2 separate regions of the Homo sapiens genome follow, and region 1 is linked to region 2. The links are chromatin contacts, found by Hi-C or POLR2A ChIA-PET in ENCODE. All regions are on one chromosome and are shown on one strand. The core of a region is the stretch at or near the end of the contact, and the rest is flanking DNA. Distances in the headings are between cores, read along the strand shown.

Region 1 (4,578 bases), core at 54-2,553, 140 kb before region 2:
ATCAGTGTTGGCTCCTTGCTACTCCTGCTTATCCATGTTGCTTCAAGCATCTAGTAATAATGTATAGAAAGAACCAGATAAAGTAGTTTTAAATCCTGTTTATTTCTTTTAAAGCATGTGGTTTTAATGGCCTCTCTTCAACACAGTCTCCAAGGGAGGTAACATCTGAGTTGGCTAAGTAACAAAGGGAAGGGTGTTTGTGTGTCTCTGAAGCCCATGTTCTTTCTGTTCCTTTCCTTTTTGTAGTTAAAAATGTCTTATTAAAGAATAGATTTTAATTATCTCTAAGTTGGGTTTTATGAAGGAAGTCTCATTTTAGTATATATAGATTGTACAGAATTGGCCACAGACAAATCTTAGAAGGATAAAATTAGCATTCTTGAATTAAATTTCTAAAGGAGGCTTCAGGTACAATTTAATATACATGTAAATGAAAATTCCTACACATTGATAGGGCTTTCTTAAAAAGGTTTGAAAGTTTTGATGCTTTGTGATTTTAAAATACATTTGCTATCTACTTAAGCTTAAAAGCCTTGAAGTGTTTCCTATTAAAAAAAAAAAACTCTAATAAGAAACTAGTGTCTACTCATAGAGGGGTGAAGAAGGCAGATAACTTGAAGCAGAGCATAGGTTTTGAAAAGACGGAGGCCAGTGTAAAATTCATGGGAGAAAACTAATTTCTCTAGATTGTTAGTGGTTACAGCTTACGGTTGGTAGATTACAATTTACTTTGCAGGGGTTTTTCTATTAAAAGACCAGTTACACAGACTGGGAAATTGCCACAATTGGAATAGTTGAGTAGCAGTTAACTATTTAACTCTCTCTGCTTCTTAGAAGCCTGCTGTGACTTTGCCAGGCAAAACTAATTTCTCCCTCCTACATGCTTCCTTCCCATAAGCATTGTGTCTCTGTATTCTTCAACTTTGTGAGCTGCTTTAGGGCAGAGATGTCATACTTTACTCTGTATTTTCAGCACCTAGCATAATTGCTTAATGTAGTAGATCCTTTTAAACATTGGTTGAGTTTATTCTTACTATGAGACTTGGGCACGAATATAACAACATGGGAAGACAACAACTATAGTTATCAGAGGGGATAGTCTGAATCAGAGTTAGGATGTGACCAAGGACAGAGGAAACCATTCCACTACCATATAGAAAGCAGACAGAAGATTTCTAAGTTTCATGTGGCACATTAAGCTATTTCCTTATCTCATTTCCTTGATACTGTGACCTATGCCCTGCAATTCATTTGTTTTTTTTTAGCAGACCTTGAGGCATAAAAGTTGTGGGGTGAGAGAAGCATGGAATTTTAATACAACATAATAAAGCCGCAATAGAGACATGGGTATAGAGCCTTACTTTATGAAAGAGGGACTGGGGAGAATCTTCATAGAAGGTAATATTTTACTGAATAAGAGAAAGGAGAACAGCTCCTGCCAAACAGTTTGTGAAGAGAGGCGTAACAGAACACAATAGAGTCCAGGAATGGAGAGAGATGGGATGCACCCAGTACACGTGGAGCAAGTAGAGTAGTCCCCACCCCTCCAATCCATGGGAGATACATTCCAAGCCCCCCAGCAGATGCCTGAAACTGTGGATAGTAGCAAACCTGATTGCCATCAATCAGAACACATTTCTATTCATGTTTTCCACCTACAAATGTAATGCCTTTTCCATCTTAACTATCATGCACTGTGGCTGTAACTTTTGCCGTTTGAGGTGCGGCAGCAAAACTAGCACAAATTTCTTTTTCCTTCTTCACAATTTCATGGATAGAAGATTTGTTCTTACCATAGATCTTAGCAACCTCAGTGCATGATTCTTTTTTCTATTAAGGTAGAACGTTCACCTTTTCACTTAAAGGAAGCACTGTGTGGCTTCTCTTTGGCATACCTGAATTGTCAGAATTACTCTTGCTCTTTGGGGCCATTATTAAATAAAATGAGGATTACTCCAACACAATCACTGTGATTTGATAACTGAGACAGCTAACAAATGGGTAGCATAGACAGGATGGATATACTCGACAAAGGGATGATTGACGTCCTGAGAGATTTTATCATACTACTCAGAATGGCGTACAATTTAAAACTTATGAATTGTTTATTTCTGGAATTTTCCACTTAATATTTTTGTACCTTGGTTAACCATGGGTAACTGAAACAACAGATAAGGGGGGAACTACTGGACTTGGAAGTAAGGTGGGGACCTGACTGTGAGGAGCCTTATTTCAGTTTTACCTTTCTTCTTTCTGTTCCTCCCTTTGTGCTGTTCTGTGGAATTTTTGCTTTAACCATAAGTAATAAGGAGTTGGTGGAGGATTTTATGCAGTGGAATGATGTGATCAGAAATAATACATTTTGAAAGGCTGATTTGTCCATCATATAACCATGTAGAAGATAAATTATAAGGCAGATTCTGGAAGTAGGCAGATGGATTTGGAGGTAACTGTAAGCAAGAGATGAAGAATTCCTATGGTATGATTCCATGTATATGAAATGTCCAGAATAGGCGAATGCATGGACACAGAAAGTAGATTAGTGGTTGCCAGGAGCTGGGAGAAAGGGTTAATGGGGAATGACTACTAATGGGTACCAGGTTTCATTTTGGGGTGTGAGAATGTTCTGGAATTAGTCATGATGATTGCACATCCTGTGAGTATACTAAAAACCACAGAATTGTATACATTTATTTATTTATTTTTGAGACAGCGTCTCACTCTGTCATCTAGGCTGCAGTGCAGTGGCATGATCTCAGCTCACTGCAGCCTCCACCTTCCAGGTTCGAGTAATTTTCCTGTCTCAGCCACCCAAGTAGCTGGGATTACAAGTGTGCACCACCACACCTGGCTATTTTTTTTATTTTTAGTAGAGACAGGGTTTCATCATGTTGCCTAAGCTGGTCTCAAACTCTTGGCCTCATATGATCCTCCTGCCTTGGCCTCCCAAAGTGCTGGGATTACAGGCCTGAGCCACTGCATCCAGTCGGAATTGTATACATTTAAATAGTGAATTTGATGATATGTGAATTCTGTCTCAATTTTAAAACAGAGGTGGGGAGTGGGGAGATGAAGAGTTCCTGAAATGAGCAGGAACAGTGAGAATAAAGAAAGCTGAGATGGGTTTGATAGAGACTCAGTGGTAGAGAATTGTCAGTACTTGGAGACTGATTATTGGCAGTGTCCAAAATGAAAGAGAGGTTGGCTCTGAAGTTTCTAGTTTATATGATTGAATCAATGGGGAAAAAATTCTGGAAAAAGAGTAAGTTTGGAGAGGCATATAACAAACTGTATGAAATGTGTTGAGTGTGTAATCAAACAAGAAGTTAAAGGTAAAGGCCCGGATTTGAGGAAAGACTTAGGAACTAGAGAAAGAAATGAGTTTATAAGAGTTGATTAAAACAATCAATCAAACTTGCTTGCTGATAGATAATATCTTCTCCTGCCCACCCCTTTTGCGTGGTAATGTCCCATTCTTTATTTTCAAATCTGGTGTACAGGTTGTTTTTGTTTTTGTTGTATAAAGCTGAGTTTTATATTACTTTTCAGGCAGAGGCAAGGCTGGCAGCAAAACGGGCTGCCCGGGCAGAAGCAAGAGATATACGCATGAGAGAACTGGAACGACAACAAAAAGAGGTAATTTGAGGGAATAACCCTAATTTCATATTTGTCTCCCCCAAAATCAGTACTTGGCTAGTTTATTCTGATGTGAATCTGGTTTCCTTTGAAACATTGAAAATAGTATAAACTGATGTATGTATTTTATCAAGCCATTCTGTGCCAGCAAATTAAATGTGATATTTGTTTTAAGTAGTAACAACAAACACATTTATAGCTATTATCGTGTCCATTGTTATAAGTTACTAGTATTATGAGTGCTTCACTTACATTAGCTAAGGTAGCTTTAGCAATGACAAAGTGTAGTATAGCTTTAATTGTCCTAAAATTTGGATTAATTATATTATGATATCTATATAGTAAAACACTGTAAAGTCATTCAGACTTACAATTTTAAAACATATTTAATAATAGAGGAAAATATGTAAGAATATGAGATAAAAGCAAACCAAAACAATAAAATTTGTAGGACCCCAATTTTATATTACAAAAACCAGTATCCATATATAGCATCAAAAAACTACTAGAAGGAAGTGATTATTAATACTGCAGTTTGTCTATGGTGGAATTATTGTTGGTTTTTCTTTCTTTCTATACTTTTCTATAATTTACAAACTTTCAGTATACTTTTATCAGAAAGGAAAACAAGAAAAAAATTTTTAAGAATAGGCATATGGAAATTGGGCTGATTAAAATGAAATAAATATGCTTTTACTTTTCTGACATTGACTTGGTCCTGAAAATTCCCATAATAAATATTTTTGATGTTGTAGTAGTATGAAGGGGCAAAAGCCTATGGGACAGTATTAAACACTTTCTTTTGATTTTGGTGGTGAATTTTCTGTGAGCAGGTTAAAAAGCAATGTAAATATTTTATATTGTCACAGCTCAAGAAAAACACTAACAATTGACATGTTGCTAATTTTCTTTTAACCTCATGTATAGTTTCAAATATGGAAT
Region 2 (4,094 bases), core at 656-3,155:
GCTTTTTTGTCTTATCTGCGTGGGTATTGCTGCTTTATTTTAAAAAATCCTGCCTAAAGTAAACACTTTGTTTTAAAATGATACAGTATCAGATTTTGTTAGATGCTAGAAATGGATTTATTCTAAAATTTGGAACTGTCGTACACATTCTATATGTAAGATAGCACACAAGTAGAAATATTTAAAAGCAGTCTTATTCACAGATTGCAGTAATTCTGTATTTCTACTAAGATAATCTGCTTTGTGCCAAAACAGTAATTTCCAAACTTCTGTTCACCATGAAAAGGCAATCTTAAAGTTCATTATGTAAAACTAATTATAAACAGGACCCAATTTATATTCATAGATCCTCTCAAGTATTATACAATTTAAAAACTCTTGTTCCAAAGTCCTGTCTTAACTATTGAAACACCTTAATCTGTGGTTACTAATCCAGCAAATTCAAGGAACCAGGCTATGACTAAGAATTTAGGTGGAATTGATGTCTGGGCAATTAAAATAAATGGCATAAGAGCTTAAAAACCAAAGTTGTGCCAGTGGCTTTCAACTAGAGGCAGTAACCTGTCATTCCAGAGGATGCTGAGAAATGTGTAGGGGCACTTTTTTGGTTGTCATATTTACTAGGGGCTTCTGTTGGCATTTAAGCCTAAAGACACTCACCCCTGCAGTGCATGGGACAGCCTGGCACAATGAAGAATTAGCCCTCCCAAAATGTAGATTATTTTATTTCAAGGGATAGGGCAGATTACCATTAGAAGCAAAATTAAAAGTACAAGCTGGGCAAACTGACAGAATACTAGATAGGAGAGACTAATTCCAACCTTCTAAATTTGGCTAGTAAAGTGCAATAAAGGCATTGATAAGTTCTGTTAGCTCACCATAGCACTTGTAAATCAGGAATTAATAATTGAATCAGATTTAAGGGCTCTGTCCTGTTATACATATTTAAGGCAGAAAAAAAGTTACATGTCGATTAGGTACTTATCAAGAATGGTCAAGCTGAGATTTTGGTTAATAGAGTAAGCTTACATATCTAGAGAAACAACATAGTGGAAAACCGAAAAAAAAAAACAGAAAAATCTACCGGTAATTTCCCAATAGCTTTGAATATTCACAGCAGAGCTTTATTACTTGAGAGAAAGACTGGAAGACCTGAAAGCCACTTCTGCTTTCTAACCCCAGTTCCTTAAATATTGAAATCTTGTACATTTTGTGAAATTCCAGTATGTTTTGCTTAAGGTGTTAATAAAATTAGTTTGCATCATGTAGTCATTGAGTGAGGGGGAGATATAAGCCAAGGATTTTAAATTGACCCTTAGCTATAGAGAATTTGCTATAAGCTAGTCTTGTTTGTAAAAAAAAAAAAAAAAAAAGAAAAAGAAAAAAGTGTATTTTACTGTTTTCTGTATTAAGTAATTCTGTAACTGCATGGCAGTCTTTTTTTTTTTAAATAAATATAGTTGTTACTGGTCCTGTTGTAGCAGTGAATATAGTTAAAATACGTACATTAAAAAAAAAATTATTAGGTCCTTACCAGTTACTGTCCTATAGCTCATTCCTACTAGTTTTCTTGACAGATTTGTATTCCCAGTGTCCCGTATTGCCACTCAAATTGCTCTACTATGCTAAGTCCTTGTTAATAGTCTTACCCTCCTTGAAACACTTGAACACTTGATGACTTTAGCTTTGAGGAGATACCATCTCCAGGTGTGCTTTCTTAGTCTTTGCAGGCACCTCTTCCCTTCAATATCTGTTCTTCGTATTTTTAAAAAAATTTGTTTTAGACTGCCTTGTTCTGTGTCAGCTCGCTAGCTGATCTCATTTCCTTCCATGGTTTCCTTACCATTTATATGCAAATGACTGTCAGATTCATATCTCCTTTCTAGATCTTCCCTAATTGATGTATCTAATTGCTAACAAATGCTCTTTGCTGTCTCAGGCACTACATGTCATTGATCTTGCCCCCAATCCTGCTCCTCCTCTCATGTTTCCTCTTTGACTAAATGGCATTACCACTACCAACCATTCATTTGTCCTTTTTACCAATTCTCCAATGCTGCCATTTTAATTCAGGCCATCAACCTACCTAAATTATAGCAACAGCCTCCTTATTAGTCTCCCTGTTTTTTATTTTTATTCCTTTCTACACTACAACCAAATTGCTCCAAAAGACTTACTGATCATGTCACTGCATTGCTTTCACCATTGCTCTTAGGGTACAATACAAATTTATCTTCATCTTTAAGGTCTCAGTATGCCACTTCATCTAGGAAACCTTCATTGATGCCCTCTAGATTAGGTGCCCTTACTATCCATTCCCTATACACCCTGTTCTTTCCCAGACATACACTTGGCACACTTTATTGTTACTGCTTATTGATCACTGCTAGACTGTAAGCTTTGTAAGGGCAGGGACCATATAAGCCTTGTTCACTGTTATATCTCTAGTGCTTAGCACAATGCCTGGCATTTCAATAAATGTTTGGACAAACGAATATTTGTGTAGTGTTTTACAATTTTTGAAGCTCTTTCACAGTCTTATTTGACCTTCACAGTCATTCTGCCTTAGACTGTCCATTGGGTAACTTTTATCCACATATTACTAATTGAAAAATGAAGACAAGTTCTTTGTAACTAGGGACCTCGTTGTATTCTCAGAATTTAGTGTAGTGCTTAGCATGTGACTTAAATATGTATTATGTGACTGTTAAACAAATTGTGGTTTTCTCTGTTGTATGAAAGGAGAGAAGGATAACAAATTGCGGTTTTCCCTGGTAAACACAGTAAGTAGTAAACTCAGGATTCAAAACCAAATATACACACCAAATCCACTATGTAATATTAAGTTTGCATATCCATGTATAGAATCTTATTTTTTTTTACCCTTTGTAAACAGTGTCATATATATATATATATTTTTTTTTTTTTTTTAAATTTCCAAAGGAACCTACATATAGAGGGAAAAGATTAGACAACTACTTAGTGAACTAAAACAATATGTTTTTACTAAATGTTACATTTAGTATTGGAAAAAGATAATGCCGCCTAAGAGTTAATAATCATTTTTCCTTTTGTAGGCATCAACACTAGGAGAAAATGGCATGCTATTTACTTGCTACTTTCCTTTACAGATGATTTTTGGCTCTTCTGGGATTTAAAAGTAAGTAAATTTAACAAAGTAGAAGACTGACTCAGCCCTTCTGGTCACTATATATTCAGTTCACTTGTTTTTACACCTGCAGAATGTCCTTATCACCCAAAGGGAGATGACCCAAAAGTGACATCTAGTTAATGTATACTTCTAAAGTTTGCTGTATTCCTTTGCCTTCTTGTTCCCATGCCTCTCTGAACTTAATTTCTGGGTAACTGAGGCTTTTCAGGCTTAGGTGGGAAAGCCACACCCTTAGTCTGTTTCCTTAAGCCATTTTGACCAATTTATGGGATTAACTAGTATAATCTTAGTTGGAGTTTTAGTCTGAGGCATATTAAGTCATTCAGAGATCTTAACAGTAGGTGTCATAGTCATCCAGTGATTTGGTGCTTGCTGCAAAACTGGCTTTTTTTTTTTTTTTTTTTTTTGAGGCGGGGTCTCACTTTGTCACCCAGGCTGGAGTGCAGAGGTACAATCTCAGCTCAATGCAATCTCTGCCTTCCTGGCTCAAGCAATTCTCCCACTGCAGCCTCCTAAGTAGCTGGGAATACAGGTATACACGAGTACACCCAGCTAATTTTTGTATTTTTATGTGGAGACAGGGTCTTGCTGTATTCCCCAGGCTAGTCTCGAATTCCTGGACTCAAGCAGTCCGCCCGCCTCGGGCTCCCAAAATGTTGGTGTTATACGTGTGAGCCTCTGCACCCGGCGGCAAAACTGGCTTTTAATCAACCTTTTGGCTAAAGGATTTCTCTTTTTATTTATTTGTAAAAGGATTTCCCATTTTTATCTTTCTTTTTGATATTAAAATGTTGCCTCATCCTACCCAGTAAGTACTTGAATTTGAATTCTCTTCCTTTTCATTTTTGCCTGCAAACTGACCAGTCTTTTCTGAGTTCATCTCTTCTGTACGTTTTGTCAAGTGCAGTGAACAGCAACTACA

Evidence for each region. Hi-C counts contacts between places; a loop is a spot of excess contacts on that map. ChIA-PET counts read pairs that join two places held with the same protein, here RNA polymerase II (POLR2A). Pooled maps may share reads with other maps.
Region 1: POLR2A ChIA-PET joins it to region 2 with 11 read pairs in A549. The contact joins two enhancer-like sites. A Hi-C loop is called at or near these places in 1 of 37 single-sample maps with no recorded cell type and 3 of 50 pooled maps. POLR2A ChIA-PET finds 5 or more read pairs at or near these places in 4 of 52 experiments (A549, CD8-positive, alpha-beta memory T cell, PC-9 and 1 more).

What each region holds. Positions count from the first base shown.
Region 1 is chr3:37,128,121-37,132,698 of GRCh38, reverse strand. LRRFIP2 (LRR binding FLII interacting protein 2) reads left to right here. Exons shown (of 28, transcript NM_006309.4): 3 at 3,550-3,636. Among named protein-coding and RNA genes, the nearest start is that of LRRFIP2, 44 kb to the left of the region's middle. Within about 2 kb of position 1,303, at least 4 of the 41 ENCODE cell types and tissues checked have a DNase peak (open chromatin) inside an H3K27ac peak, as active enhancers do.
Region 2 is chr3:36,986,267-36,990,360 of GRCh38, reverse strand. EPM2AIP1 (EPM2A interacting protein 1) reads left to right here. Exons shown (of 1, transcript NM_014805.4): 1 at 1-4,094. Among named protein-coding and RNA genes, the nearest start is that of EPM2AIP1, 4.8 kb to the left of the region's middle. Within about 2 kb of position 1,905, at least 3 of the 41 ENCODE cell types and tissues checked have a DNase peak (open chromatin) inside an H3K27ac peak, as active enhancers do.